3 separate regions of the Homo sapiens genome follow, and all the other regions are linked to region 1. The links are chromatin loops, found by intact Hi-C in ENCODE. Cell type or tissue: IMR-90. All regions are shown on one strand. Links, peaks and the distances in the headings refer to the core of each region. The heading gives the core; the rest is flanking DNA. Region 1 has its middle 53 kb from the start of CLMP. Region 2 overlaps CLMP (CXADR like cell adhesion molecule). Region 3 holds the start of CLMP (CXADR like cell adhesion molecule).

Region 1 (10,514 bases), core at 1,287-9,286:
TGGGTGGTGGTGAGAAAGAGGAAAGAGAAAAGCATTTCACAAATCGTATGCATTCTACTATTTTAATTTATTATCATCAATCCTAAACAATATCTCAAAACTATGTTTATAGATCAGAGGAAAATAACTATCTTACTTTATCTTTGTTCAAGTCAGAAAAAAAGTAACCAACTGGCCCAAACAGCATGAAAGAACACCAGGCAAAAAATAGAAGAAATATACCGTATCATCAAAAGGTGCGTCTGAGTTGAAGTCTCTGTTGAAAAACTGCTTATTAGCCTGAAGAATCTAGCAGGGTCATCAGAAGACTTTTCACACCCAGTTGGTTCAGCTGTCTCAGATGATTGTACTGCCAAGAAGCTCCTGTGATTCCCAGCTTGGTCCCCTTTGTAGAAGGCCACGTCTTCTTAACCTAGGAATAAATGAAACTGAACAGATGCCTATACCCCCTTGTGATATTTTTCTGTGACACTTAACATACTTTGAAAAGACCAGGGAAATGTTCCTATCAAAGAATAACAGATATATCCACCTGAAGCGTATCGGCATCTTAACTCTTCAATATACTTTGTGTCACTCCAAGAGATTCTGAGATGACTCTGTACATTCAGATTTATTTTGGATGGACTTAAATGTGGATCATTGTAAGCAAGATATGAAAACAAGACTTGATATGACTTGTTATCTTTCATTAAAGCCACAGTCTCAGCCAGTTGGATTTATTAAAGGTCATTGTGCATCCAGCCTGCGCTGAGTACTGAAGGCAAATAATGCACAATTCCTCCTCTTAAGGAATCGTGGTGAGCCATGAGATAGACACACCGAAGTAAATACTGTCTCGAGGCAGCACGTGTTCATTGCGGCACCATGGCAATAAACGAGTGGTACAGTCAGTGTCATTGGGTTCTAAGTAGGAGGGTCTGTAGTGTCTCAGGCATAGCGAGGATATCAATTTGCCTGGAGTTGAGGCCTTTCCTAGACGGGTGAAAGGGGATAATGTTGGTGAGGTGGTTTGCAGTTGAATTGTGGAGGACATTGATAACCAGTATGACTTTAGCTCTGCAGGTAACTAAAACCCCCAGGAAGACTTTGAGCTGGGGCATCAAATTTCCCTCTGATTTAGGAAGATAAGTCTGGTAGCAGCATGTTGGGCGAGTCAGAGTCAGGGGCAACAAAGCCATCAGAAGGGTTAGAACCATTTAGACGGCAGCTGGCGGACAATACACCAGGACAGGAGCAGAAAGAGACCCGTGAGAGGGACTGTGAAGAAAGCAGTGATTCTTCATGACAGGCTTCCTTCCCGCTGGATCATGGTTACCATAATTATTAGTATGTCCATCTTACTACTCTGATTAAATTACAAGTTTCTTGTAGGTAACACCTTGTTTGCACAGAGGAGGCTCTGTTGGTTGAATTAAATTGTGTGTAACCTAATACGGTGAAATTAGATTTATTTCCACGCTATTGCTAATGATGTAAATCTGTTTAATTGTTCGCCAAGACATACCAACTATTTGAGTCTTTGTTGGATATTGAGATTATTTTATGCAAAAGGTGTATTTCCTGACAATGCATTACTTTGAATAGAAACTTCCCCTACCCACACATAAACAAACACACACACAAAACCAAACACACACACACACAAAAACCCTCAGAATCAAAATGCTTCCTGTTTGACTAATAAAACAGAAAGGGAATGCTTAAGGAAGCAAACACTTGCTTTTTGAGTTAGAAACCTGAAAGCTGTGAGGGGTGTTAATCAGTTTCTTGGCCATTTAAGCATTCGTCACATTTGTTTTTTCCACTTTTTTGATTCATCATTTTAAAAAGCCTCCAACTTGGGGATTTCTGATCTGTTAAAAAAAAACCTTTTAACAAACATCCCTAACACTCTTTTTGGCAAATACCTCTTCTCCTCAGAGTGCAAAAATAGAAATCACTTGCTATTCTAAATAATGTATAGTGTTCTCTTTGAGGCAGGACCTCTCGTTGCTACTTCAGCTTAAACACTGGCTGGGCTTTCTGAGTCCGGCCTCTTCCAAGAGCTACACGTTTCATGGGGCACGAGGGCGACCTCATAGCCACCTCTGATACCAATTGTGGCTATAAAGCTTCCCTACACTGCTTGCTTTTCCACTTTCATTTAAAAGCTACTTATTTTTGGCTGGGCGTGGTGGCTCACACCTGTCATCCCAGCACTTTGGGAGGCCGAGGTGGGCACATCACCGGAGGTTAAGAGTTCGAGACCAGCCTGACCAACACGGTGAAACCCCACCTCTACCAAAAATACAAAAATTAGCCAGGAGTGGCGGTGGGTGCCTGTAATCCCAGCTACTTGGGAGGCTGAGGTAGGAGAATCGCTTGAACCCGGGAGTCAGAGGTTGCAGTGAGCTGAGATCGCGCCACTGCACTCCAGCCTGGGAGACAGAGCCAGACTCCATCTCAAACAACAACAACAATAACAACAAAAAAACTGCTTATTTTTATTCTTCTTTGTTCATTTCAATTCATCTGCTTTTCATATGGGAGATAGAATGAATATTCAGCATGGACTTTGAAGCTGGATCAAATCCGTTTCTAACACTTTACTAGCTGAATGACCTCAGTCAACCAACCTCCTGTAGCCTTCGTTTTCTCATTTGAAAATGGGAATAATGATACTGAATTTCAGAAATTAGTGAAGATGAAATAAGAGGAGATAACGAATGTAAAGCATCCAGCATATGGTAGTGTTAATAAACATTAGTTTCTTATTTGATGGATTTTTTTTCTGAGCATTCTCATGCTTAAGTCAATATATGGGCCAATCCCTCTGTACTGTGTTATTAATAAACAGTGGTTCTCAAAGTGTGGTCCCTCAACCAGCAGCATCAGCGTCAGTGGGAACTTGTTGGAAATGCAAATTATCAGGCCCACCCTATTCCTGCTGAATGAAAAACTCCAGGGGAGGGGCCCGGCCGGTTGTGGTTTATCAACCCTTCAGAGGGTTCTGATGCGCACTGAAGTTTGAGAACCCCTGATTCTAGATAAAGGTTAGCACACTGTGTTTGTGGGTGTGGTGGGGTGTTCATCCAAAGGAAATAAACCAGTGAGGTGCAACTGGAGAGTAATTACATTATTTAGATTTGGTCTTTGGTTTCCGGGTCTATTGTTTGCTCTCTTTCCTTGTCAAGCTAAGTCTTTGGGACCAGGGATGCGGAAGTAAATAGAGTTTGATTTCTGTGATCTGTTGAGATCTGAGGATTTGAAGTGGTCCTGAATCCCAGGCTCAAATAGCATAGCTCTGGTGTTTTCATTTATTTTATTTTTATTTTTTATTTTTTTTGAGAGGGAGTCTCGCTGTATCGCCCAGGCTGGAGTGCAGTGGTGCGATCTCGGCTCACTGCAAGCTCCGCCTCCCAGGTTCACACCATTCTCCTGCCTCAGCCTCCCAAGTAGCTGGGACTACAGGCACACACTGCCACACCTGGCTAATTTTTTTGTATTTTTAGTAGAAAAGGAGTTTCACTGTGTTAACCAGGAGGGTCTCGATCTCCTGACCTCATGATTCGCCCGCCTCAGCCTCCCAAAATGCTGGGATTACAGGCGTGAGTCACCGTGCCCGGCCAGCTCTGCATTTTTATATAGGCCTCTTTGTCTTGGGGGCCCCTCTGGCTTTGGGAGTGGGATGGGAGGGCTAAGATGACACCAGGACCGGATGGTAACCTCTATTCAGATGTTTTTCTTTCTTTCTTTCTTTCTTTTTTTTTTTGAGATGGAGTTTTGCTCTTGTTGCCCAGGCTGGAGTGCAATGGTGCAATCTTGGCTCACTGCAACCTCCACCTCCCAGGTTCAAGCAATTCTCCTGCCTCAGCCTCCCGAGTAGCTGGGATTACAGGCATGTACCACCACAGTCGGCTAATTTTGTATTTTTAGTAGAGACGGGGTTTCTCCATGTTGAGGCTGGTCTCAAACTCCTGACCTCAGGTGACCCACCTGCCTCGGCCTCCCAAGGTGCTGGGATTACAGGTGTGAGCCACCGTGCCTGCCCAGATGTTTTTCTTATTTAGAGACATCCCTCCACCTTCCATTTTTGGATTTTTCTTTTTTCTTTTTTCTTTTTCTTTTTTTTTTTTTTTGAGACAGGGTCTCATTCTGTCACCCAGGCTGGAGTGTGTGGTTTGATCACAGCTCACTGCAACCTTGACCTCTTGGACTCAAGCAAGCCTCAGGAGGCTGAGGCCTCCCTGAGCAGCTGGGACCACAGGAGTGCGCCACCATGCCCAGCTACTTTCTGTATTTTTTGTAGAGACTGGGTCTTGCTATGCTGCCCAGGCTGGTCTTGAACTCCTGCCTGAAGTGATCTGCCTGCCTTGGCCTCCCAAAGTGCTGGGATTACAGGCATGAGGCACCATGCCCGGCCAGCACCTTCCATTTTTGGCTCTGAAACCAGACTTTGAATTTTTCTTCCCTTTTTTCCTTTTAATGTAATTTGTGACTTCAAGGGCTAACAAGGCTTTGGGTTTTGTGTGAGATGAGCAGGGAGGAAGGTCATCAAAGGATTGGCACTAAATGTTGTTGATCTTTTATGAGAAGCTACTCCTGAAAATTGGCGTCCAGTTCTGAGCTTTCAGTATTTTGGTGCACTCTGGGGTCAAAACGATAGCAAGACAGACACATAAACTAATCAATGGCTAAAGAAACTCAGTTTTCGAGTGTATTCCAAATAGCTGCATTCAGGTGCCGCGGCCGCTCAAGCTGGGTTTGCAGTTGGTTAGATACCGCCCCCTTGTGGGCAGCGGGTGTCACTGGCTCCTGTCGGGAGCAGGGGCGCCTGCAGCTTGATCAGCTCAAATTTCCTCAGGGTCATTGATTAAATGTCCGTGCCTTGTCTTTCTATTCTTTCTCCTGCCCTGGTCTTCTATCACCATTTGAATTTCCATCAACTCTACGCTGATTTGGGGAGATACAAATGTTATAACTACCCAGTTGCAGCTGTGTGGATCGGGGAGCTATGGGGTCTGGTACCACCGATGGGATTCTGTAAATACATATGCCCCACCCCATGATGAATTATTATTTTTTTAAAGTTCAAAATTATGCAAGTAATATGTTTATTGTAGAAAAATTAAAAAATTACAGCCACAAGCCTATCACTTACCAAACAGATATTTTGTTATGTTATATTATTCTATTAATATATACCTCTCCCCTCAATATTCCTACTGACCACTTTTCTCTCTCCGGTTCCACTTTAATTCTATTCGTCTATTCCAGGAACAAGAAAACAGAGAAGAGAGGAGGGGAACGGAGACCAGGCAGTGATAGAAAGTGAACAATGCTTTATTTCTTGGCCTTGCCTCACTGGGGCTGGCTGCAGTTATCCTGAAATGAGACAGCACCCTCCTTGATTGCTTGACCTGGTAACTTAAAGTGACACGTGTACCACATGGCCCCTCGTCCTCTTCCTTCCTTGACCTCTTCTTTTTATCTATTTTCTCTTTCTTTCCTTCCTTTCTTTCTTTCTTTTCTTTCTTTCTTTCTCTTTCTTCTTTCTCTCCTTCCTTTCTTCCTTCTTTCCTTCCTTCCTTCCTTCCTTCCTCCCTTCCTTCCTTCTTTCCTTCTCTCTCTCTCTTTCTTTCTTTCTCTTTCCTCTCTCTGTCTTTCTCTCTTTCTTTTTTTTTTTTTGAGATGGAGTTTTGCTCTTGTTGCCCAGGCTGGAGTGCAATGATACCATCTTGGCTCACTGCAACCTCCACCCGTCCCAGGTTCAAGCGATTCTCCTGCCTCAGCCTCCCTAGGAGCTGGGATTACAGGCACCCAACACCACACCTGGTTAATTTTTGTATTTTTAGTAGAGACGGGGTTTCACCATGTTGGCCAGGCTGGTCTTGAACTCCTGACCTCAGGTGATCTACCCGCCTCAGCCTCCCAAAGTGCTGGGATTACAGGCATGACCCACCACGCCTGGCTTGTCTATTTTCGGTCCCTTCTACAGGGTCAAATACCTCCTTCCCTTTTGCCTTTAACATCCTTTTTATTTTCAACAGAAGAGACAGGAAAAGATGGTGTCTCAGTATTATTGTCTGGGCTGAGAATATATTTTCCTGGATCTTGGCTGGGAACTTCTGGCCCAGCCTTTCTTGGGCTTATTCATATTTTTCTTGCTGAATAATAAAGGCTCTTACATATTAGAGTTATTAACCCTAGGTCTGTCATTAAAGTTAAAAAAATTTAACTTATTCATCAACACCTTATTCAACACCTTCATGAATTCATTCAACAATCAATCAGCACTTAGGGTGTGTTATCAGGTGCTGTTCTAGATTCTGGAGATTCAGTGATTTACAAAAGGATAGATGGGGTTTCTGCTTTTGTGGAGTTTAAGTGAAGAGGGAAGAGAAATGTAAAAGCAAGTAAATAGTTTTAGATTTTGGTGAGTGCTTTGTTGTTGTTGTTGTTTGTTTTGAGTCAGAGTCTCACTCTGTCGCCCAGGCTGGGGTGCAGTGTCTCACTGTAGCCTAGACCTCCTGGGCTCAAGAGGTCCTCCCATCTCAGCCTCCTGAGTAGCTGGGACTACAGGCATGCACCACCATGCCTGGCTCATTAAAAAAGTAGTGGGTGTTTTTTTTTTTTTTTTTTTTTTTTGCTGAGAGTGGGTCTCACTATGTTGGCCTGGCTGTTCTCAAACTCTTGGGCTCAAGTGATCCTCCCGCCTCAGCCTCCCAAAGTGCTGGGATGACAGGTGTGAGTCACTGCACCCTGCATGTGAGTGCTTTGAAGCAAGGTAAGGTGATGGGGGAGTTTGTTCCTTTAGTTGAGGCTGTTGGGAAGGGCTGCTCTGAGTAGGTGGGATCCACATGAGGACAAGGAGTCAGCAACATTTCAACCCAGGAAGAACCTTCAGACAGAAGTCAGAGAAAGGGCAAATACCCCACAGGCGAGTAAGCCTGCTGCACCAGTGTCCAAATGAAGGCTGTTGATACCACGGCATAGAGAACAAGAGAGACATAATTAGCTGGGCACGGTGGCCCAGCTGTGTCTGCAGCCCCAGCTGCTCAGGTGGCTGAGGCATGAGAATTGCTTGGACCTGGGAGGTTGAGGGTGCAGTGAGCTGAGATCGCGCCACTGCACTCCAGTCTGGGTGACAGAGTGAGACTCTGTCTCAAAAAAAAAAAAAGAAAAGAAAAAAGAAAAACAAGAAGAGGGACAGCAGGAGGCTATGGGGTTAGAGAGGTAGCAAGGCTGCGGTGAATTCAGTTCTTATCTTAGATGAGGTTGGAAATGAAGGATTTTATGGGCATAAGAGATGGTCTCATTTACCTTATTCAAAGGGCGTGCAGGCGGTTCTCTGGCAAAAGGACAGTGAGGGAGGCAGAGGGGGCACCACAGACAGACAGTGAGGAAGACTGTGTGTCGGTCCAGATAAGATGTGATGATGGCTTAGCTATGGGTGGCAGCCACTGGAGAGGGGAGAAGTCAATGAGCCCTAGACACTCCTTGAGGGAAGAGCTCATGGGACTTGCAGCTGAACTGGATTTAGGGCAGAAAGGAAGAATCAGAAATATTTGCCTTTCAGTGTTGTTTATGGTTTTTCGGTGTGTGTGTGTGTGTGTGTGTGTTTAGCCTTACTAAAATACTACATTGTAAATGTATTTATTTGTAGCAAATATTACTATTTTTCGTAGCAAGAACTTGTGCTCTGAATAATTTGGGGGATGTTTCACGTGGGCTTTGTTTGTTTAACAGCCCAAATGGCTGCAAACATCTCATCAACCAAACAATTCGCCTTCCTCACGTCCTCATTTCTTCAAGACAGAGGACAAGAGCTAGAAGATAGGATGATATTTTGACTTAAGAAACCTACTTCAGCACTATAGAAAAGAATAATAATAATAATAAATTAAAAAAAAAAAAAAGAAATCAGCCAGGCGCGGTGGCTCACGCCTGTAATCCCAGCACTTTGGGAGGCCGAGGCTGGTGGATCATGAGGTCAGGAGATTGAGACCATCCTGGCTAACATGGTGAAACCCCGTCTCTACTAAAAATACAAAAAATTAGCCAGGCGTGGTGGCAGGTGCCTGTAGTCCCAGCTACTCGGGAGGCTGAGGAGGAGAATGGCGTGAACCCGGGAGGTGGAGCTTGCATTGAGCCGAGATCAAGCCGCTGCACTGCAGCCTGGGTGACAGAGCAAGACTCCGTCTCAAAAAAAAAAAAAAAAAAAAAAAAGAAATCTACTTTATGTTCAGGCCCGAGTCTGGGTTTTGAAAAATAATGAATCGGATCCTTTATTGGAACCAGTTGACAGTCTGTTCCAGTTTTTAGGAGCATTTTTCTCCTGGTCGTGCTGTTACTCATTTGATGCTGAGAAAGAGCGATCAATGAAGCCATGGCATGAGACATCTGGCAGCAGCTCTTCTCCGTCACATTTCCAGCGCCTTCTATGAATAAGAAATGCAAACTCAATGGCCGTCCGTCTGCTCATCAGGGCTCCCTTTGTTGGACTTCCTCATGCTGTCTCGTTTGGATTTGTGATCGCTCAGGCAGGATGGACTAGGGGAGTGCGGGTGTGCATGTGTGTGTTTGCACGCCTGTGTGTGAGCAAGCATGTGTATGTATGAGCACATGTGTGAAGGAGAGAAAGATGACAGAGAGGAGAGGCAGATAGGAAAGCCTACAGAAGGAAACAGCAAGACAGGCAGGGGTGGAGACAGAGTCCGAGGCAGAGACAGGGTGGAAAGCTAGAAACCCAACAAGTGAGAGTGGATGGGTGATGTTTTCTCAGATTCCTCACTCTGAGGCTGTAAAACCTGCTGAGAAGAGATGCTGGGGGACTCACAGTCATTTTCAGCAGTGTCTGTCTTGTGTGTGGCTGAGTCCTCCTACTATATCTGCACTCAAGAGAAACTGAAGCTTGTGGTTGAGAAACTAGATGAGGCTTGGGAAGGCTGCAGCAGCAAAGGGGATGAAAGACTTGGAGTTTTTATTTGGCAGGGATATGTGTTGAATTGTGTCCTCCAAAAAAATATGGTCAGGTTCTAACCCTGCATACCTGGGAATGAGATCTTGTTTAGAAATCAGATCTTTGCAGATGCTATCAAGTTAACATGGTCATTAGTGTGAGCCCTCATCCTATATGACTGGGATCCTTATAAGGAGGGGGAAATTGGGACAGAGGGAGAGCACCAAGTGACGACAGAGGCAGAGATTGGAACATTGCAGCTGCAAGCCAGTGAAGGCCCTGGGCTGCTGGCTGCCACCCAAAGCCGGGAAGAGGCGAGGCAAGGAAGGATCCTCCCCTACAGGGTTCACAGGGAGCCTGGCCCTGCTAGAAACTTGATTTTGGACTCCATCCTCCCATAATTTCAAGCCGCCCAGTTTGTGGTACTCTGTTACAGCAGCCACGGAAAACAAAGGCAGGCAGATAGTAGACGAAGTACATCATTAGTGTGATGCCACAGTTAGAAAGCTTAATATGAGTTTGAGCTGCATTAATAGGAGTATAGCATCTAAAATGAGGGAGGAGAGGGTTGTCTTCCACCCCGGGATGTTTATAGTGCAAGCAGACAATTGCATTCACTCCTGAGAAGTATATTTGGCAGGACATGAACAAGCTAGAGATTGTTCAGAAAATACCCAGAGTGGGAGAGGAGCCTGGAACCCTGCCACATTGTCACCTAGACTTTTGCAATCTGAAGCCAAGCTCCCTTATTTTTGTAGCTTTAACTCATAACATTTCCATATATATATATATTCAATCATTCATTCAAACAAAGATAAACTGTGGCCCTGGCTGCCTTCTTTTTTCATTCCACAGATGATTCATTCCTGTGCCTTCAGTTTTCATCTCCACCCAAATTTCTCTCTGGAGCTCCAGATCTACTTATGTGCCCACCTACTCCATTCCAGTCAGTGATCACCTAAGCTCAACTTGGCTAAAATGGAACTCATTATTTACCCCCACCCCCAAGACTTGCTCACTCCTCTGTTAACCCTGTCTCAGCAAAGGGCACCTCTACCCACTTGACTGCCTGAGCCACAACTGCGGGTCCTGGAAGCTCCTGGAGGGCTGGACCTGAGCCTGCTCTTTCCCCGGGCTCCCCTCTGGTTCCCAGGACAGGTGGTGCCCACAGTGGAAACTTACTTGAGTGGACAGATGGCCCCTCTCCTGCTTTTGCCCCCATGGGAAAGCAACACTTAGTTTTTGGTTTGTCTTGAAATAAGGCTATCTAGGGACACCACAAATATTCAGTTGTTTAAACGACATAGATTTTCTGGGAATATTTTAAAAGACTGAAGATAGGGACGGTGCAGTAGAACATGTGCTTTCTTCTTTTTTTCTTTTCTTTTTTTTTTTTTTTTTTTGAGACAGTGTCTCACTCTGTCACCCAGGCTGGAGTGCAGTGGCATGATCTCAGCTCACTGCAACTTCTGCCTCCCAGGTTCTAAGGGGTTCTCCTGCCTCAGCCTCCCAAGAAGCTGAGATTACGGGCATGCACCACCACGCCCAGCTAATTTTGTATTTTTAGTAG
Region 2 (10,514 bases), core at 1,769-9,768, 82 kb before region 1:
ATCTAGCACATTGGTTTGTTTTTAAGACCTCCTGCCTGATGATGATGATAATTTTATTTTTGTAACAAGCTGTTAAATGCTCGGAGAACCACAAAACAGACCCTGGTGGTAAGAATTTGTTTCAATAATCCCGGCTGGGTGCGGTGGCCCACGCCTGCAATCCCAGCAGTTTGGGAGGCTGAGGCGGGAGGATCACCGGAGGTCAGGAGTTTGAGGCCAGCCTGGTCAACATGGTGAAACCCTGTCTCTACTAAAAAATACGAAAATTAGCCGGTCATGGTGTCACGTCCCTGTAGTCTCAGCTACTTGGGAGGCTGAAGCAGGAGAATCACTTGAACCCGGGAGGCAAAGGTTGCAGTGAGCCAAGATTGCACCACTGCACTCCAGCCTGGGCAACAGAGCGAGACTCTGTCTCAAAAAAAAAAAAAAAAAAAAAAAAAGGAAAGTAAAAGAATTTATTTCAATAATCCAATTATACCCTGAACTTTTTCCTGAGAAGATAGATACTGACATTTTCAGAAGGACAGTGCTTAGAAGCATGTTTTGCTGCATGTCTTCACTGCACTTATTAATGATTTCCTAAATGCTGGCTCACATGGACGCAGTTAATTTCAAGGGGAAATCAGAGTGCAGCAGATATGCAACGAGAAACTTGGGAAAGGAGCTGAATTATGCAGAATTATTTGGATTGGCTCAAGTTAGAGACAAGTCTCTGATTGACTTGTTTTCTAAGATGTATAATAGCTTAGTCCTATTTCCATTCTCTTCCTTTTGAAGCCTCTTCCTCTATAAACATCTCAGGCATGAATTCTTCAAAGAAGTTGACAAGGGGGAGGGGTGCAGTGACTCAAGCCTGTAATCCCAGAACTTTGGGAGGCTGAGGTGGGCGGATCACCTGAGGTCAGGAGTTCAAGACCAGCCTGGCTAACCTGGCAAAACCCCATCTCTACTAAAAATACAAAAATTAGCCAGGCGTGGTGGTGCATGCCTGTAATCCCAGCTACTCAGGAGGCTGAGGCAGGAGAATTGCTTGAACCCAGGAGGTGGAGGTTGCAGTGAGCCAAGATCACACCACTGCACTCCAGCCTGGGTGACAGAGTGAGACCCTGCCTCAAAAAAAAAAAAAAAAAGGTGACAAGAAACTTGCCTTCCTATTTATTGATTGAAACAGGCAGCATTAGATTTCCTTGGCCTTCCTTTGACAGCAGCACTGGAAAGGGACAGGAAAGGCAATTACTTGTCCAAAGGTATGTACTAGGTATGTACCAGGTGCCTACTACGTGCCCAGCCCTGGGCCTAGCCCTGGGTTCTGCCCAGTGAGATTTGTAAGAGCAGTGCTTTAAGACTTGGTTTCTAATCACAAGTTACTTATAATCTATTTGAGACTGTAGAACTGAGACAGATGGAGCAAATAATTTAACCTGTTAAATATGTATCAAGCCCTTACCATGCACTAAACCAGTCATGCTCAGCCTGCATGTGAGAAGCACTGATTTTTTTTTTCTTTAAATGCAGAATGGGTTCGGGTATGGTGGCTCATGCCTGTAATCCCAGCACTTTAGGAGGCCAAGGTGAGTGGACTGCTTGAGCCCAGGAGTTCGATACCAGCCTAGGCAACATGGTGAAACCCCATCTCTAAAAAAAGAAAAAAATACAAAGAATTAGCCAAGCATGGTGGCAATGTGCCTGCAGTACCAGCTACTTGGGTAGCTGAGATGGGAGGATTTCTTGAGCCCGGGAAAGAAAGGTTGCAGTGAGCCAAGATTGCACCACAGCATTCCAGCCTGGCAACGGAACAAGATTCTGTCTCAAAATAAATAAATAAATAAATAAACAAACAAATATACAAAAATAAATACAGAATGGCTGGGCGTCACCCCTCAGAACAGCAGTCCCCCAAGAGTAGTTTTTGGACGAGCATCACCATCATCTGGTCACGTATTACACATGCAGACTCTTGGACCTAAACTCCCTTGGGGTGGATTCCAGCAATCTGTGTCTTCACAAGCCCTGCAGGTGCTAACGATGCACTGGCTCTCAAATTGGAGAACCACTTGATTCAGTAGGCCTCATGTACAATATGAGGCTTTGAGCTCCTGAATACCTGCACAGAGAACCTTGATGTGGAGCTAGGATTGAGAACCCCTGTGCTGGCAACAGGAAAGATGCAGAGATGCAGAGAACATGGCCCCAACCTGAAGAAGCTCACAGTTTAGTGGACAATGTTAAACCAAATGCCACTGAGTGCCACAGAACAGCTCAGTCTAAGGGGAAGTTCCTGGAGGACACAGAGCTCATTTTAGAGTTGAACAGGATTCTAAAGAGCTACAGGAAGATCTCTCAGAGGAATAGATGAGCAGAAGGACCCGAGGCAGGAGAAAGTGGGAAGAACAGACAGCGACTCAGCTTTGAAGAAAGCATCCATTTATTCATTTAACAAACATTTCCTGAGAGTCTACTCTTCAGCTGATTATTTATGATTTATAACACACCAGTTTCCAAAATGATTTGAGGTGGTTTATAATGTTAAAACACATCCAAAACAGGAACGTGTATAATGTATAATGCATGTATAATGCAAATAGAACAGAGATCCATTAAGAGGAACTGGGAAATAAATCTTTCAGGCACCTGGGATGAATTAATTGAGGGCTTGCTGGGAGCAAGACACCGTCAGAGGTGCTATGGGGTTTGCTGAGAGAGATGAAGGAGCTTATAGTCCACAAGGGAAGATAAAAGTTGCATAAATGGCCAGGTGTGATGGCTCACACCTGTAATCCAAGCACTTTGGGAGGTCAAGGTGGGCGGATCGCTTGAGCTCAGGAGTTTGAGAACAGCCTGGGCAACATGACGAAACATTGTCTCTAAAAAAAAAAATACAAAAAAAAGCAGCCAGGCATGGTGGCAAGTGCCTGTAGTCCCAGCTGCTTGGGGGGCTGAGGCAGGAGGATCACTTGAGCCCGGGAGGCTCAAAAGCTGCCTGTGAGTCAAGACGGCACCACCGCACTCCAGCCTGGGTGATAGAGTGAGACCCTGTCTCAAAAAAAAAAGAGAGAAGAAAACCAAAAAATAAAAAATCAGCATAAATAACCATATTTAGGCAAAGAGCCATGGCAGATTCAAGGCAGGAGAGATCATTCCCAGCTAGGAAAGTGGGTACCTGTACCTTGAAGAAGGGAGAGGGTTTGGGGGCTGAAGGAAGGGGAGATTAGGGCTACAGCTGGAAGCAGGAAGAAGAGTCAGGAGAAAGAAGGGTGTCCACAAATTCCCTAAGCAAAGAGGCAAGGGAGACAAAGAACAGGATAAATCAATGGGAATCCTGAGAGTTCCCATTGAAAATGCCACGGCTAGATCTTAGAGGGTCTTCACTTCAGTTGGAGAAATTTGTGTCCTGTTTGCTAGTCAGTGAGGAGTGACTGAAGGTGTTTCAGCTAGGAATTAACATGGGGAAGTCATACTTTAGAAAGATTAATTTAGCAGACACATGTAGCATGGAGCAGAAAGACAGGCTACAGGTAGGGAGACCATTCAGGAGGCTGAAACCTGGTCTAGACTCCAGAGGAGAAGTAAGCATGGCCTGAGCTGGAGATAGCAGGAGCAAGAGAAAGGAAGAGAGTTGAAAGAGACACTATGGAGCTGTAATCTATGGCTTGCTACTCAAAGCGTGGCCTGGGGACCAGCAGCAGTACCTGGGAACTTGTTAGAAAAGTAGAACCTAGAGCCCCACCCAGATCCCTACTAAATCAGAATCTGCATTTTGCCAGGAGCCTTCAGTAAAAGGGGAGAACCACTGGCCCCTAGGGCCTGGCAACTTACTAAGTGTAGGGAACAGGAGAGGGAGAAGGTCCTAAGGTAATGTCAGATCTTTCAAGGACTGGATCCTAGGGGTTAGAGGTAGAGTCAGAATTAATTTGCGTGGAGGCTGAGAGGGCCAGACTAATGACCAGCTTATGGGTTCTGAGGCCCACAGCTAGAGGGAGATGTTGGGAGCTAGAGTGTCTCTGCTTAAATTTCGAATCTTTACTGCAAATCATTGTACAGTGGAGCCGCTCAATCACATCGTCTACAGGTTCCCTCTGTAAAATGCAACAATGACAATAGTGCCCACATTTTGTTTTATTAAAAAAATCCAAATTAATTGGCCAACTATTTATTTTCCAGTAGTGATGATAGTGATATTAACAACAACATGGCCTACCATTTATTTATCAGTGTTTGCTCTGTTCCAGGGGAAGTACTAAATAATTTGCTTCTACGAAAATCAATAGTAAATACCTACCAAAAATTGTCCTTATCTGTTATATTTACCCCCATTCGTATCATATAATTTATCTATTTCTTTGTCTGTCTGCCTTAATAGACTCCCCTTGGATTTCCTGGTACCTAAAATAGGGCCTCACAATTAGTAGGAACTCATTGATTTAGTTATTGTTATTTTTATTTTTATTTTATTTCCTGAGAGGAAGTCTTGCTCTGTCACCAAGGCTGGAGTGCAGTGGCCCACTCTCAGCTCACTGCAACTTCTGCCTCCCGGGTTCAAGCAATTCTCCCACCCTAGCCTCCCCAGTAGCTGGGATTACAGGCACGTGCCACCACGCCTAGCTAGTTTTTGTATTTTTAGTAGAGACAGGGTTTCGTCATGTTGGTCAGGCTGGTCTCTAATTCCTGACCTCAGTTGATTGACCCATCTCGGCCTCCCAAAGTGCTGGAGTTAAAGATGTGAGCCACCATGCCTGGCTTGATTTTTTTTTTTTTAAATGAATGAAAAACTAATCAAGTGAGAGTAGCTATCTGTATAGCACTTTAAACACCGTGACAATTTAGCACACAACATTGTACTTGTTTATGCATCTGTCTCACATGGGAAGAGATGAGCTTATCCATCTTCCTGTTCCCAGTCTGAACCTAGTGTCAGCCTCAATAAAGTAAGTGCTCAAAACATTTAGATGAATAAATGAGTTTGTAGTTTGCACTAACATGTTTTTAAAACATGATAATACACTCCTAAAGTTAGGAAAAGTGACCTTAGAATCATTGGAATTGAAACTAACCAAAGAATGTTATAACATAATCAAGTATATTCTAATATGTCCAAGAAAGAAAGGATGTCGTAACAGAAGGGTCATGCTCTCTACAAAGTTCTAGAAAAAGGACTGTAAAAACGCGATTTTGACAGTATCATTCTACATTGTGCATGGGACAGGCTACGCGTCTGATAAAAATAGACACCTCTTCAGACCAGAGACAACTTTTCCAGTTTTTACCAGCCTGATGGAAGGATCCTCATATCCACCATAGCATCTTCTGATCTGTCAGCTGCCCTCTGATGACAAGGCATCCCCCAGGAGGGAGTGTTCCAAACACGTAGCTAACCTTGGTATAAACAGGCTGCTAAAAACAGCCTGAAAGTAGGGAGAAGTTTGAATCCCAGCTCCACCATATGGTAAGTCTAAAACCTTGAGCAATTTACTTGACCTATTACAACTTTAGCTTCATTCATAAGGATGAAACTAACAGTTATGACATTAAAACAACAAAATAGTGTATATGAAGTCCATGATCCAGTATCTGGTACCTACCGCATAATATTAATACTCTAGCCCTGTTCCTGACCATCCCTTCCCTCCATGCCCAGATGTCCCTCTCATAGTTAACAAGGACATTATTATTTTTCTGCATCCTGGCAGGTGCACAAAGGTCCATGGTGTCCATGGTGACCATCTTAAAGTACTGATTCCCCAGGCCTTAGCAGCTCGCCACTAAAAGCTTTCCTCTTTTTAGCATCATTATTTTCAGTTTCCTGACTTGCTAGAAATTCACCGAGCCAGCTTCAAAAGCAGTGTTCTTTGTACCCAGCCCAAAGACTGTAGGGACCTTTCCCAAACCCTCCCTTAATCTTTCATCAGCCTAGGGACTAAGAGAGCACAGGGTCTACCCAGGACAAGCAGGACAAGTGAGACCTAGTGCCCTCTCCCCAGGAAGATACCACGGGAAGCAAGGTGATGTAGAGAGGCCGGCCTTCCCACAGTCAGCAACCAGATTGGACTGTCAACACTGTCAAGCCATCTTTCATTTTCCCAAGTTCTATTAAGGTTTTGCTACTTCCAGTATGCTTAAAAAGGTCTTAAATTTCAAGAGAAAATTTTAAAATTCAACAGGCATAAGATCTGAATTCTCTACTACAAAGCCATATGGACTCATCCTACATCAAAATGCCACCAAAAATTCATGATTTGCAGCCACAATCCTTCCATTCATTCCACCTTCCAACCTCCTTTCCGCATCGTGAGGCTTCATACCTCGCAGGCCTGAAGGGGGAGCAGTCGAGCCCAAGTTCTGGGGCACTGGTAGTGTTGGATGTAGCGAGGTTTCTAGTAGTTACTGTGGGCATCCCTACATCCAGGTGCCTCTTCTCCAGCCTTATCTCTTTCGCCAAGCCCCAGGGCTACACCCTCTTCAGAGAGATTGACTATAAATGGTCATGGGGGAAGCAGTCAGAATGCCAAGAGCTGCAAGCCTGACAGAGCTTGTGTATCAGCCTGACGGCTTCAATAGCCCAGAGTCTGCTGCGTGGAATCCCAAACAGCCTTGTATCTTCCTCCCTAACCACAGACAGCCTGCCTGCCTCTTGGGCCTTGTTTAAACAAGATGAGAGCAGGCCGTGTTTGGACTAGAAGGCCCGTGACCCTTCCCCAGTGTGGGAGAACAGGTCAGCAAGACATGGTGCAGCCTGAATGTGAGCTGCTCTCTTGCTTTTAGGTCTTCCTGACTTTCAGAAACTGGGGGCCATAAGAGCTCCACCATCTCAGAAGTCTGCTGCCAATAGGAGGAAATAGTTCAGGTTCTGTTGCACGGCAGGGTGACTATGGTTGACAACAGTGTATTGTATATTTCAAAATAGTTAGAAGAGAGGATTTTGAATGTTCTCACCACAAGGAAATGATACATGTTTGGGGTGATGAAAATGCTTATCACCCGGATTTGATCGTTACGTATCATATACATGCATCGAAACATCTCATTGCACTCCATAAATATGTACAATTATTACGTGTCAATTAGAAACAAAATAAAACTAAAAAAAAAAATCTGCCACCAAAGGAGAGATATCCTTGGCTAATGTGGATCATTGTGTTCTGAGTGTAGTAATCAATCATTACAGTTAACATGCCAGGCATGGCACTAGGTACCTTGGGGTAATGGGCACATACAGTGTTTAGCGCAGTGCTTGGCACATAGTAGGTATTTGATGAGTGATAGCGATTACTATCAATAATCTTATAGATCACTCTATGAAGAGGTATCATTATTATCGTCCTTTGTTTTGGGAAGCTGAGGAAACACACATACAGAGAAGTTCAACTTGTTCAAGGTTTTGAAACCTTGACACCATCCAGTTAGAAAGACAGATGTCTTTTATTTCTTTCTTTCTTTCTTTTGAGACGGAGTTTCACTCTGTCACCCTGGCTGGAACGCAGTGGCACGATCTTGGCTCACTGCAAGCTCCACCTCCTGGGTTCACACCATTCTCCTGCCTCAGCCTCCTGAGTAGCTGGGACTACAGGCGCCCACCACCACGCCTGGCTAATTTTTTGTATTTTTAGTAGAGACGGGGTTTCACTGTGTTAACCAGGATGGTCTCGATCTCCTGACCTCGTGATCCGCCTGCCTTGGCCTCCCAAAGTGCTGGGATTACAGGCATGAGCCACCACGCCCCGCCGAAAGACAGATGTCTTTTTAGTGAAGCTTGGCCAGTTTGGCTGCAGATATTGTGCTGCAGCCTCCGTTCCATGCTACCTCTTACCCTACTGGCAAAGCAATGACCCTGGATTATAGCCCCAGCTCTGAATACGTCACCTCCTCACTCTGGGCTTGTAGTAGGAGTTGAAGTTAATGACCTCAAAGGACTCTTCCAATCTCACCTGCTGTGACTTCAAGTTGAAGATCTCAAGGAAAGGGGAAGCTCTTCCCTAGTTGGGAACATGCCTCCTTCCCTGTCCAGAAGGAAGCTTGTGTGGATGAGGGAGGATTGTTGAGTTCCTGAGAAGCAAATGGAGAGAGTGCAGTCTCTCTTATCAAGCCCAGGAAGGAAAGACAGACAGACAGACAGACAGACAGACAGGCTACTTAGCATGAACGATATTTCCAGAAGCTGAAAGCTTGTTCTTAAACTGACGGAGGGATGCCAGCCTGCCATGGTCAACAAAGGAATTGGGACCGGGGAAATCCTGTCCTAAGAATCTGAGCTGAAAAGCATGATTGGGGTTAAACATCTGCCACCATCATTTCCTTTTCCACGTTTATTCACTGCCTGTCCCCCCACCCCCACCCCAGGTCCACTAAGTGGTACCTATGCTTTTTCCACAAAGCAGGCTGCAGAGGGAAGGCCATGTATCTGGCCAGGGCAGGGCTAGGGCTGCAGCGTTACACCCCAGAGCTGGGGCCACGGCACTCCAGCTTTGACCAGACAGCATCTAGGGCAGCTGCCCCCCCTGGTTCTTCCTATCTACATCTGGATTCCACTGTCTTCTTTTTGTGGCTTTTCTCTGAAAGCCCTCTCTTCCTTCCAGATTTGGAAATAACTGAGATAGTTGGGCAAGTTAGTTGGGAATGAGGCAGGGATATTCACGGGGAATGAGGAAGCCTTGGGGCTGCTTTTCTCCTTGCCACTCAATTGCCTTGCAGTGTCCCCTGGGAGCCGGGTAGGACAGGGTCGGCTAACCCTGACCAATAGTCAGAACCCTCCAAAACCCATCCTTTTCTTGTCAAAAGCCACCTCCTCCAAGAAGTCCTCTGCAATCGGATCCAGCAGCAACTCTTTCTTGTCCTGCCTCATCTCTGTGGAATTTACAAGGTTCAAATGCTGCTGATTATGTGAGGTGGATGCTGCATCTTAAGTGTATACTTTCTGCTGTTCCTTCTCTATTTTGCATATTGCATTAGATTAGGAGTCCTTTAAGAATAAAATGTTCTGGGTCTCATTCCCCTCAACGCTCTTGCACCTGCCCTCCCTGGGTTATGCAGCATCTACTCCCGGCTTTGCACAGAACGTGCGGCATCCAAGCATTCACTCAGGATTGGGGCATATGAGAGGGTAGTGGGGAAACCCTGCTCTTCAGGGACCCATGAATATGAAAGACCACCATAAGAGAGGGAGGGACAGAACAAAGCTCTGGTCCCTCAAAAGACCAAGTGTCTATTTTTGCACTCTGAAAATGAGGTGTCAGGTCCCTGCTGGGGAATCCCTGGAGGCAGCTGGGCTCCCCAAAGCAGCTGGGCTCCAAATGTCCAGGAGGAGGTGCAAAGAGGAAGAGATTTTGCTTTGGCTCTGAGGGCCTCTGGGATTCCCAGAGGAATCCACAAGCCTCATATATATTTATGTGAACTTAAGATGCTAATGAGCATTGAGGAGCCAAGAGCCCTGCTGGGTTTGCAAGTAACTGGGCCTACTCTTCACACAGTCTTCTTTGTCTGCAAGGCTTCAGGTTCAAATTGCAGATCTGGGTTTTTTTAGCGCAGCTGACATGGAAACCTGCCCAGGCCTACGGCAGAATCACCGTGGGCTCCAGGAGAAAGCTTCCACCCTGCTTCCTTGGACAAGACACTGAGCCTAGGTCTGACTGAGGTCATCTTGTCCATCTTCCAGTCTCCAAGAAGGACAGTGTCCAACCCCTCTTAGATAGGGAGGTTTTTACTCCACTCCTAAGACTTCCCTCTTACCCCATTTTTCATCCATTGCAATCATAGTGTCAATAAAGAGAGTCAAACTTTGTAAAACATTTGAAGAAACATATTCTGAACCAAATAAGAGTGACCATGGCCCATAACACAGCTCTCAGGAGACCCTGACAACATATGCTCAAGGTTGTAGGGGCACAGCTTGGTTTTATCATTTTAGGATACATTTAAGATGTACATTGGTTTGGTCCAGAAAGGTGGGACAACTCGAAGCAGAGGAAGCCGGTGTTGGGGGGTTTGTGGGCGGTGCCTCCAAGTTATAGGTAGATTTAAAATTTTTCTGATTGGCAGTTGGTTGAAAGAGTTTATCTAAAGACCTGCAATCAATAGAAGTGTCTGAGTTAAGGGGTTGTAAAGACCAAGGTTCTTATTATGCAGATAAAGTCTCCAGGTACGGCTTCAGAGACAATTGATTGTAAATTTCTTATCAGACTTAAAAAGGTGCCAGACTTTTAGTGGATTCTCTCTTTGATCAGGAAAAGGGTCTGGAAGAGGAAAAGGAAATTCTCTATAGAATGTAGACTTTTAACCCCAAGAGATGACTTTGTAGGGCAATTTCAAGATCTGGCAAGGAAATATATTTGGGGTTAAAATATTTTCATTTCCTTCCTTATTTGTTATGTGATGTGCCCGAGTCAGGTTGGAAAGCAGGCCACATTATACAGGGTTAAATCAAATCCCTCTGATGAGACTTCATGGTTTGTAGGGCAAACTCCCCAGGCCTCTTAGGTAGTAATTTGGGAAAGAGAAGAAAACAGGTCAGAGTTTAGTCCTCA
Region 3 (10,514 bases), core at 1,713-9,712, 53 kb before region 1:
TAACAAAATAAAGGTTTCATCTCGGCTTTCTCCCCCATTTTGGTCTGTGTGGTGCCAAAGGAAATAAACTTTTATTTTTCCAGTATCCAGACATCCAGATAACCAGAACTTGAAGGGGAGGAAGCTATGGTTTGCATTTTTTCTTTAGGAAACAAGTAAGTCAGAGGTGCTGAAAACAGGACTTTAAGCAGAAAAAGCAACATATGAGGTGAGTCATACCCAATCCATAAACCTCATCATCCACAGTCTCAGGATAGTGTCAGCAAGGGAAGCTCATGCATCTGACCCCAAAGCATCTGACCTCTTGGACACTAGAAGGGTCTTCTGACGTATTAGAAGGAACACTAGTAATCCATACATGATGTGTGTAGAAGTAGTTCTCAGTTATAAACAATAGTCATCCAAACACATTTCTTAACCATTGGAATGGAGTGGGGGAAGGGGATGGGTAATAAATGTTTAGCAGAACTTTCCACTTTGGGGTTTAAAGATGAAGCCTCTGCTTCAGCCTGATCCACTCTTCTCAGTAACACAGAGCCTTGATTTCAGAATAACCATGTGTCTCCTGGTAAGTGGAAAACACATGGTTTTTGGAATCCAAAGTCCTGGGTTGGTGTCCTAGCTCAGCTGTTTACTCGCAGTGTATTCTAGAGAAAGAAGCTCACTTTACTTCTCTGAGCCTCCATTTATGTATCTGTGAAATGGAGTAATAATAATACTTACTCTCAAAGAGTGATTTGAGGTGAGATAAGGTATGTTAATATACTTCGTAAACTACTAAACCTTGTACAAATGTTAGAAATTAATTATACTGTCATAATATTCCTGCCCATATAATCCCCTGTCAGAGTACTACAAGTGGGCTGGTAATATATACATCTCATATTTCAAAATCCAACCACAAGTTCAAATCTAGGCAAGGAATCCATTAAGCTGTACATTTACTAGGTATGCTTTATATGCACATTTTGCCTTAATTTTAAAAGTAGAAGAAAATGGCCAGGCACGGTGGCTAATGCCTGTAATCCCAGCCCATTGGGAGGCCGATGATCACTTGGGGTCAGGAGTTTGAGACCAGCCTGGCAAACATGGTGAAACCCCATCTCTATTAAAAATACAAAAAATTAGCTGGGCGTGATGGTGGGTGCCTGTAATCCCAGCTACTCAGGAGGCTGAGGCAGGAGAATCGCTTGAACTCGGAAGGCAGGGGTTGCAGTGAGTGGAGACTGTGCCACTGCACTCTAGCCTAGGTGACAGAACAAGACTCTGTCTCAAAAAAAAAAAAAAAAAAAAAACAAAGCTCCTGCTTACAAATAGTTTTATACCGTAGCCCCTCTGCACTGAAGTCTATCCTAGGTGTCCATGCTTGAGGCTGTTCTGTAGGTAACCCTGCTTAAGATGAGGTCCTTTTGGTGAGTATTTCAGTTACTGAACTTCCTGGGTGGGGGGATCGGGCCATCACCCTGAACCTGAATGGTGCTCCATGGCTAACAGTGCCGCAGGGCAGTTCCAGGATGGAGATTACTACTGTTTTCTTCCAATTAGTTCGTTGACCCTTCTTGGTTTATCATCATGTGCTACCAATTGCCATGAGTGAACAGTGCCTGAAAAAATCAATAAGCAGGGTAACACCCATCTGTTCCTGATGACAACCACATCTGGACCAGCCAGAAAATTCTCAGAATTAAAAAAAATTCAGAGAATGTTACTGGTATAAGGAAACTTAGAGATAACCTTAATCTCATATTTTCATTTTACAAAGGAGAAAACTAAGGCTCAGAGTGGTATGATTTTCCTAGGCTCACCCAGAAGAAATGATTAAGGAGCTAAAGCTATTGATTTCCAGTCCTGTTCCTTGTACACATACACCCACATCTTTGGGACTTTGAGTATTAATTCCTTTCTCCTGAATACACCAGACATACATGACACTGCAGAGTTCCTAGGACTTCCAGTTACGTTGGCAAAATTGAAATGTTATGACGCCTGCCTGATTTTTCAGGCAATTTCTCATATAATAAAAACCAATGCCAATTATTCAGCATTTAGCTCACTTAACTGAAGCATCACAAGAGCAGCTGTGATCTTGAAGCTTAAGTACATGAGCTGAAAAGGAAGGAGAGACATTTTTCTATTTCAAAAATGTGTAATAGGATCATGGAATTCGGGTTCCAGTCTTGGCCCTTCTACTGAGCTAGCTGTATAACCTTAGCCAAACCTCTCTGAACTTTGGTTTCTTCTTCATCTTAAAAGAAGGCATAGATTTAGATGAAAGATTAACTTGGGTTCCAAGGAAAAGTATCAGGAGGTCTCAATGAGGTCTTAAATATTATTGGCAAATTTGATGTATACATGTCTTTTTCTAAGAAGTTGGTTTTGTGATTTTCATCAGATTCTACAAAGGGTCTGGGACTCAAAATTTTAAGAACGATTGATTTAAACAGTCTCTTAGTTTTCCTCCAGTTCTGGCAATCTTTGACTCTACCTTTAAAAAATATCCATCATCACTAGATGCATTCATGAAATAATACTCATGTGTACCCTGCCCAGATAAGCACAAGACAAAAATAGGATATGACTAGATATAAGCCTACAGGGAATATATCGTTATTATGACCATCACCATTAAAGTGGGAAGATAAGGGTAGGACATGGAATCCTACTGAGACCTGTCGTTATCTTACAGACCAATGGACTATGCATTCATGCCTTCTTCAAACTCACTTTCTGCGAAACCAGGCTCCTTCCCCGTGCTGGCAGAAGTTTCAACAGGTAAGTCTATTTTTAATCTGGTACTAGCACACACGATATACAAAATAAATTTGTATGACAAATATATTATCTGGTCCCTATCCCTGTAATGTTCTTTGTGAATTTTTTAAAAATAGGACTGGTCCTATTTGCATTAATAGACAAGGAAGCTCAAAGCAAGCTGAATTAAAACTGGGCTCCTCACTATTGGGTTATCCCGCAGTCAAAGGTTAGTGATCTTCCAAATTTTTCACCTCTCTTGACCTTAAAGATTTCAAATACTTCAAAAATCCAATTATCTCTTAACAAATAGTTCACAAGTGTTTATGCAAGGTACTGAACATGGTTCACAGGTGAATGAGACACTGTCCCTGCCTTCATGGAGCTTCCATTCTAATGGGGTGTTAGATAAGCATTTGGAACACCATAATACAAAGTAGCATAAGAGGAAGGCTATTGGGATTCAAAGGTCAAATAGACTACTCAAAAGAAAAAAAGTATATTCAGCTGGTGAAACCATGGACAGGTGTATGGAGGAAGTGGCATTTGAGGTGAGACTTGGGGAATGAACATGATTTTGATCTGCAGTGGCAGGAAATAAGGAGGCAGTTTTGGTGGGGGGATTATCATAAACAAAAGCATAGAATTAGAAAGAAGCATGGGACATGTTTTGGGCGCATGAAGTAATTCAGGTTCCCTACCGAGTATCTGGGGGTGAGTAGAGGAAGAGCTGTGAATGACATTATGTAAAGTCTTTGATGTCAGAATGAAGTGTTTATACTCAACACTAAAAGCAATGAGACTACTAAAGGTTTTTGGAAGAAGGGAGAAAAACCATAGAATTATAGAAATTTTGAATTGAACATTCCCCTACCCCTATGCCCATTGTACAGACAAGGGAGTCAGAATAAGAACCAGAGAGGTTGCCAGACTCTTAAGTTCCAGCTTCGTGCATTCTACCAGCGGCCTCACAGGGTTACTCGGGTAGCAGTGTGCAGGATGGAGGAGAGAGGACAGGCAGGACAGGAACGTGGCAGCTACTATAGTCATCCAGGAGAGAAGTTAAGGTGGCACAATGAGGGCCGGAACGTTACGGGAGTGAGGCAGGATAGTGGGTCAGAAGAGGGGCTGAGCTGGAGCTCCTTCTCTCTTCTCCATGGGGCTCAGAGCACTTCTTATTCATTCACATCAGAGAGGTGGGTTATTTGACCTCACTCATTGGCAGGTCCAGGAAACATGGAGTCAACTGTCCCACAGTTCAGACGATGAACACTCTCCACCCTCCCAGCCCCTGTTTGATACTGTGCAATCTTTAGAAAAAGAGAAGCCAAAAACCATGCCAGCCAGGATCAGAAGCAGCCCTGGAACTGCCCCTTTAAAGGACCAGTATGATGATTTCAGGATTCAGACAACTTGCTGTGTTTTCTTTCTGCCTTTGCTGAACAGTGTCCGAGCATTCCATGGCTCCAAACCATTTCTTAAATAAGGACAGGTGCTCAAAAAGTGCAAATTTTTTTTCCCTTTCCCAGACCTCTCTCCTATAGGTCACGCTGACATCTTACATTCCATGAAGAGGATGGTGAGATCGAAGAGCCAGCCAGGTGTGGCAGAGGGTAAGCGCTTTGAGAATCTCTGCAGCCACAGGAGGCTGTAAAGCAATGCGCTTTAGCAAGCTTTCTCTGGAAGCAGGCAGCCTGCGCTCAAATTCCGTCTCCCCTAATTATGAGTGTGTGGCCTTGAGCAAGTTACCTGGCCTTTTTACAGCTTGGTTTCTTCATCTGTAAAATGAGGGTAGCCAACAAGGATGGCTGGGCAGCCAATAGGCTTGTTGTGAAGAACAAACGAATTACCAAGATAGTACATATAAAGTGTTCATATAACAAGGACTATTAGCTGTTTTTAATAAGAGAGCCCTGAAGTTTCATTCTACTAAATATCTGGTGATTGGTAACCTAGTGGTAGAGTCCAGTAAAGGGAATCAAGGTGCCATCCAGCTGCGCCAGATGTGCACAGGAACAGTATTGCAGTATTTGGTTAAGTCTAAAAGAGTTTAGAAAATAACCCCTCCCCACCTGCCTTACTTGAGCAATAGTTTGGCTTAGCCCACCTCTTTCATTTCTCTAACTTAAGTGATTATCAGCCTGAGGCTGGCCAAGATGGGTATGCATACAGTATAATTGGTTTGTAAAGTTTCAAAAAAGACAGAGAACTCTAACCACGTATTTCAGGATTTGGTGGTTCTTCTAGACACCAGCCTCCTTCAAACCTCTGGTGTTGTAGGCTAGAAGGGACTTAGGAACCATCTAGTATTCTCTTTCCAGAGCTAAAGACGTGGAAGCCCTGGATAAGGAGTAAGTTGTCTGAGGCCACCCAGCTAGTCAGTTCAAAACCAGGACCAGCTCTCCCGTGGCCTGGTGTTCAGGGTAGTGCTCACTCTTGACCACTGGCTGGCTCTTTGATTTTCTGATCTCCAGCTAACTGTGGGGCCTGTCTGCAGTGGATCCCATGCTTCAGGGTGCATAGTGACGTGCCCTTGGCTCTCCCTGACTGCCTTTCCTGCCCTGGCTCCTCAGACATTTCCAGTCACTCCGGTGGGCTCCTACCACCCACATCCCTGATGTCCTCTCCTGCAAACCTGCCTCTGCCTCAGGGCCTCTGAGGCCCCAAGAGTCCTGCCTGGGGGACCCCAGGAAGGGACGCTCAGGAGGACTCTTCCCTTTGCTCTGGAGCCTGTTTCAGGAAAAAGTGGTGCTTGCTCTATTTCCCTCTGTTCTGGTTCCTCTGCTGCGTTTTTTCCAAGTCTTCTTCACTCTCTGTGCTCGGACTCCCCCAGCCTTGCTCTTCTGTTTTACATTCCTGTTCTCCTCTTTTTCTCTCTCCTTCCCAACCCTTCCCCTTTCCCCTTTTCCTTCCTTCCCTGTGTGACTTGGGGCATTTGCATCTTCCTGGTGCTCCTTGGGCCCTGCCCTTTTTCCCTCTCCCCTTTCCTCTCCAACCCTGCCTATCCCCCACTCTGCTCACCCTTTAACACATCTGTTTCTAATCTGAGCCTCGGAGGCGCCTGTTTGAAACAACAACAAAAAACCCCCACCCTCAGGAACCTGGCACAAAAATTCCTGGATAAACCTTCCCTCCACCAATTCTCCACTTTTCCCAGATACACCAGAAACTAAACACCGCCCTAAAGAGGACCCTGCACATCAAACGGTTCCCCAAGCCTGTTCAAGGGCCCAGATGTGCGAGACAATCTCGATGGCCGACTGGGCGGCCCTCGGTTGCCAGATGTGCTCCTCCGTGGCCAGGAGGCAGGGACTGAAAAGCCGGCTGACTCCAGGGGCTGCAGGGACACCCGGTCAGAACCGGCGTCTTTCCCGGACGCAGGGCTGCGTTTGCCCACGGCCATCCAAACTCCCGCCCTCCCAGAGGCACTCACCTAGCAAGAGGAGAAGGAGGAGGGACATCCCGATCCCCGGACGCGGGCGCTTCCCCGCTCAGCTGCTGCTTGGCTCCGGGGCGGCCGGGCGCCTCCGACGGACCTCGGGCGAGCTGGGCGCGGCGCCTCGGGGTGCGCGCGAGGTGGCTGCAGCCATGTGCCGGGCGGGAGCCGGCCCCGCGCCCCGTGCCCCTGGGGGCAGATGGGCTCCCGGCGCTCGCCCCACCAGCTGGCGCCCGGACGGGAGCCGGGACCAGGGTCAGGGAGGAAAACGCGAGGCGAAAAGGCGCTACCGCTTCGTGGAACACTTTTCCCTGTTTGGAAAGAAAAAGGAGTGAAGAAAGAGAGAGGGAAAAAAAAAATTCAGCTGGAACCACATGGTTGCCTCCTACCGCAGCCCCTCCCTCTCTCTCTCGCTGTTCCCTCCTTCCCTCCCTCCCTCCCGCGCGGCGTTTGGGGTTTGCGGTGGGGGCCGGTCGGGGAGAAGCGTGAGCTGGCCGGGCAGGGAGGGCCGGGGGAGACCTGGGGCCGTGCAGAGGCGGGTGGGTTGAGAGGCGCCGGGCGTAGGATTGATTCTTTGCAGGAGGCATTGGTGACACCTCGGCTGAGAGCCCATGGACGAGGCCTTGTCCGTTCCTAGAGCTCTGCTCTCACTTGGTCCTTCTCTCCACTTCTCTCTCGCTTCTTTTTTACTCTCGTTTCTCTCTGCTTCCACGTCTCTCACAAATCTGGCGTTTCTCTCTTCCATCTCTTCCTCTCTAGGTCTCCTTGTTCGCATTCTTGCCTCTCCCTCCTCGTCTCCTCATGCCCTCTCCCCTCTGTCCTCTGCGCTCTTCTCGCCTCTCCTCTCCCTCCCCGTCTGGTTCTGTTAGTGTAAAGCCACCAGACTGACCAGGCCGACGGCGGGGCGCGGAAGTGGGTGCGAAGGCAGCCAGCGGCCGGCCGACCAGGGCTCTCCCCACCGACTGCCTGCTTTGGCACCCGGCTACCCCCCTTGGCCTGGCTTTCCTGGGGCCTTTCGCGTTCGCTCGCTTTCTACTGTCGGTATTTGCAGCAGCGCTCCCTCAGGTCCCGAGCAGAGCTAAGCCAGCCAGCACCCAGGGGAAGGGGACCCACAGCCCCGTGGAAAGAGGTCTATCGAGATGCTTTGCAGCAAAGTGCTCTGCACGTGGCCCTGGCCAAAATGTGCACCACCCCCTTTCAGAAAGAACATAAGGCAGAGGGAGCAGAATCCCCCTGGTGCCAGGGCCTGCGCGCCCGGGCTCCGGGAACCCGGCCCAGGAGGCTCGCGGAGGGCAGGAGGCTGGCGGCCGGACGGGGGCGGACGGTGGGTTCCGCGGAGCCGAGCAGCCCCGCCCCAGGGTCGGCCCCTGGGAGTCTGCCCTTCACTACCCTGCTGCTCAGCGGCAGCGGGAGGCAGCGAGACTAAGAAAGGGCAGTGAGGGTGGCGCTCAGACCTCAGCTGCCTGGACCTCCTGCCCTGACCTTGTGCCCAGGGCCTCTCAGAAACTCTGGTCCCAGTCTCTGAATGTCCCTGGAGGGCTTCTCCCTCAGCTGCCCAGAGGCATGATGACGCAATCGCTCACCTTCGGCCTCGCCAGAGCCCAGGTTGGAAGCCGGGGCCAGCGCTCTTGAGAAGAAAGATGAACCCCGCCGGGGCCGGTGGGCTGCCGAGTCACACATTTGCAATGAAATGCAAATGTGTAATGAAAACCCGTCCCATTTCGCAGACTAGGAAAGCAAAGGCCTGGAGAGGTTATGGAAGTTTCACAAGGTCACTCAGAGGACTTGCAAAAGCTGGGGCTGTTCCTAGGGCTCGCGGATCAGCTGGAGCATTGCTTTAGAATTGCAGCATTTCTCCACTCACTCCCTCACCCCTTCGATACCGATGTGTTAGCATCCACACTATGCCAGGTGCTTTTTTAGGTGTGAGGACACAAAGTGAGTAGAACTTGGAAGTTGACATTTAAAAAAACCTGGGAGGAGTATGTCATGAACACCAAGTATGGACCCAGAATCATATTATATTATTACGTGGTTTTTATTGGGTCATATTATTGACCTTTTTATATCATTCTTATTATACTGCTAAGGGATAGTCACTGAAAAAAAAATCACCATCCCTTAGCATGAATAGGAAGACAAGGAAACTATAACTTAGAGAGGCCTAAATATCTTGCCCCAGATCACAATAGAATTAAAATGCTTCTATTCCAATATTAATATTCTAATATTTAAAAATATTATTTTTTATATTGAGAAGTGTTTAAAAGGTCTCTTTGACTCCGAAGTAACTTTATTTTCCATTTCATACTAATTGTCTAATAGGGGAAATAGATACATTCACAACTATAATTTGTAAATGAATATGTTGAAAAAACCGTCTTTTTTCTTTTCTTTTTTTTTTTTTGAGACAGAGCCTCACTCTGTCACCCAGGTTCACTGCAACCTCTGCCTCCTGGGTGCAAGTGATCCTCCCACCTCATCCTTCCAAGTAGCTGAGACTACAGGCTCACACCATCATGCCCGGCTAATATTTGTATTTTTGGTAGAGATTGGGTTTCGCTGTATTGCCCAGGCTGGTCTCAAACTCCTGGGCTCAAGCAGTTCACCTGACTCGAACTCCCAAAATGCTGGGATTACGGGCATGAGCCACCATCCCCAGCCAAAAACAGTAATTCTTAAAGGCTGGAGAAGGTGGCAGAAAAACTACATACAGAAGGTAACTCTTTTGTTGTTTCTGCTTTATAATTAAAAAAAAAATTGACATTTTGGGCTTACAAAAAAGTTGAAAATAGTACAAAAATTCTTCACCCAGATTCCCCCTTTTTATTTCTCTCTAGAGGTGGGGTTTTTGCACAAGTTTTAAAGCCTCACCTCCACCCCACCGCTGCTGGTGGCCTTTCTCAAGAACTTAGTAATGCCAGTGCTGTTTATTGCTTGAGGGCTGGTGTGCGCATGAAGACAGATGTGTGTGGGTGTAGGCAGATATGTGTTTAAACCCAGTTGCTCAAGCCGAAGGTAACAGGCGCCTTTGGCTCTAGGTCATTAGTCACCAGCACAGGAAATGATTAGACTGAGATTGGGTCACAAGCACTCAATTTTCCCAGCCCCAAGTCTTGTAGCCAATATGGCACATATTTTTTGGAAGAGGATCTTTGGGTCCCTGAAGGTGTCTGTCTCTAAATCTGAAACCTCTTTTCTATTGGCATGGGTCTCTGGGCAGGAAGAGCAGAGAGAGAGTGCTTCTGCGATGGTTTGTAACTCACATCCCATCCCTACCAGTGCTGGGCCCCACTCTGGGCTGGGTGCCTCGGAGGATCCCAAGATTACGAGATAGTCCTTACCCTGAATGGACGGACCTCTCAGTTCAGAGGGAGAAAAAACACCAACATGGGAAATGTTTCAACAACAATACAAGAAAGTTAGATAGTTAAATGCCACAGTAAATTATCCTGACAATAAAAAACAGTGGGAATTCCAAGAAAGGAAAGAGCACCTTAGGCTGGGGTAATTGCGGAGGAGAGCAATGATGGAACCAGCCCTTGGGGGATGAACAGAATGTCATTAGAAGAGATGAGCTGGGGAGAGCCATGAGTGGGGGCATTCCTGGACAAAGACATGGAGTTAGGAATAGCTTTGGCATATTGAGGGGCCTTGAATGAAATGAAATGCTTGAAATAAAAATTGTTGTTGAAGCAAAATGCCCTGGGGGGCAAAACTGTGACAAGTTCCAAATGTGAGGAAAAGGATTCTAGAACTCGTTCTGCAGTGTTCTTCCAGGCTCTTTGAAACAAATTTAAGAAAAATCACCTTGATGAGAGCCTTATTTTAGGAAGTGGAAATTGGCAGCTTCTGCCCAGAGGTGACTACAACAGTTGGCCAGGGTGGAGAACTTTTGCGACCCTTTCATATCTGTCAAGCTACCTTTGTCTCAATATTTTGTAGAGTGATATACATATGCAGATTCAAGACACTTCCCTTGTCCTTCCCAATTTCTGGGGAGCCAAAGAGTACCACCCTAAACCTCTCCTTTACAGGAATTCTAGAGCTATCAACGGGAGTGTATGACGCACTGGAGAAGAAACCTGAAGGACAGGGACTGTTTAGGACCTATTGTATTAAATAGGCAGATAAGATGAGGGTAGTGAAACAGTGTAGAAGACATTGGGAAGAAAGATTTGACAGGGTTAAGTACATAACAATCAATGTGGGTGAAAAGAGTGGAAGAGAAAAGAGGCACCGAATCTGAGTATAAATGACTGAATACATTGTTACATATGCCAAGATTGATACCGACCATTTATCTACCTCCTGGTATATTCCAGAG

What was found. A loop is a pair of places that touch in the nucleus more often than their neighbours do. Peaks named below come from ENCODE experiments on the same cell type or tissue, not always from the same donor. Only the 100,000 strongest peaks of a DNase experiment are listed, where the experiment ranks them.
Region 2: a loop joins it to region 1, with 5 times the contacts of the local background. A loop is called at or near these places in 26 of 110 quality-filtered maps.
Region 3: a loop joins it to region 1, with 3 times the contacts of the local background. A loop is called at or near these places in 10 of 110 quality-filtered maps.

What each region holds. Positions count from the first base shown.
Region 1 is chr11:123,242,624-123,253,137 of GRCh38, forward strand. No RefSeq gene overlaps it. Among named protein-coding and RNA genes, the nearest start is that of CLMP, 53 kb to the left of the region's middle. In IMR-90, for the core only: a CTCF peak has its summit at 4,769 (motif pointing left); DNase peaks (open chromatin) are centred at 4,758 and 9,188; H3K27ac peaks cover 507 bases.
Region 2 is chr11:123,159,865-123,170,378 of GRCh38, forward strand. The region is part of intron 1 of CLMP (CXADR like cell adhesion molecule); the gene reads right to left. Among named protein-coding and RNA genes, the nearest start is that of CLMP, 30 kb to the right of the region's middle. RefSeq lists enhancers at 6,873-7,570, 8,269-8,965, 9,000-9,832. In IMR-90, for the core only: a CTCF peak has its summit at 6,319 (motif pointing right); a DNase peak (open chromatin) is centred at 6,577; H3K27ac peaks cover 5,930 bases.
Region 3 is chr11:123,188,729-123,199,242 of GRCh38, forward strand. It overlaps CLMP (CXADR like cell adhesion molecule), which reads right to left and starts at 6,520. Exons shown (of 7, transcript NM_024769.5): 1 at 6,185-6,520. The coding sequence starts at 6,212. In IMR-90, for the core only: no CTCF peak of the experiment used is centred there; DNase peaks (open chromatin) are centred at 6,643 and 9,183; H3K4me3 peaks cover 3,420 bases; H3K27ac peaks cover 5,695 bases.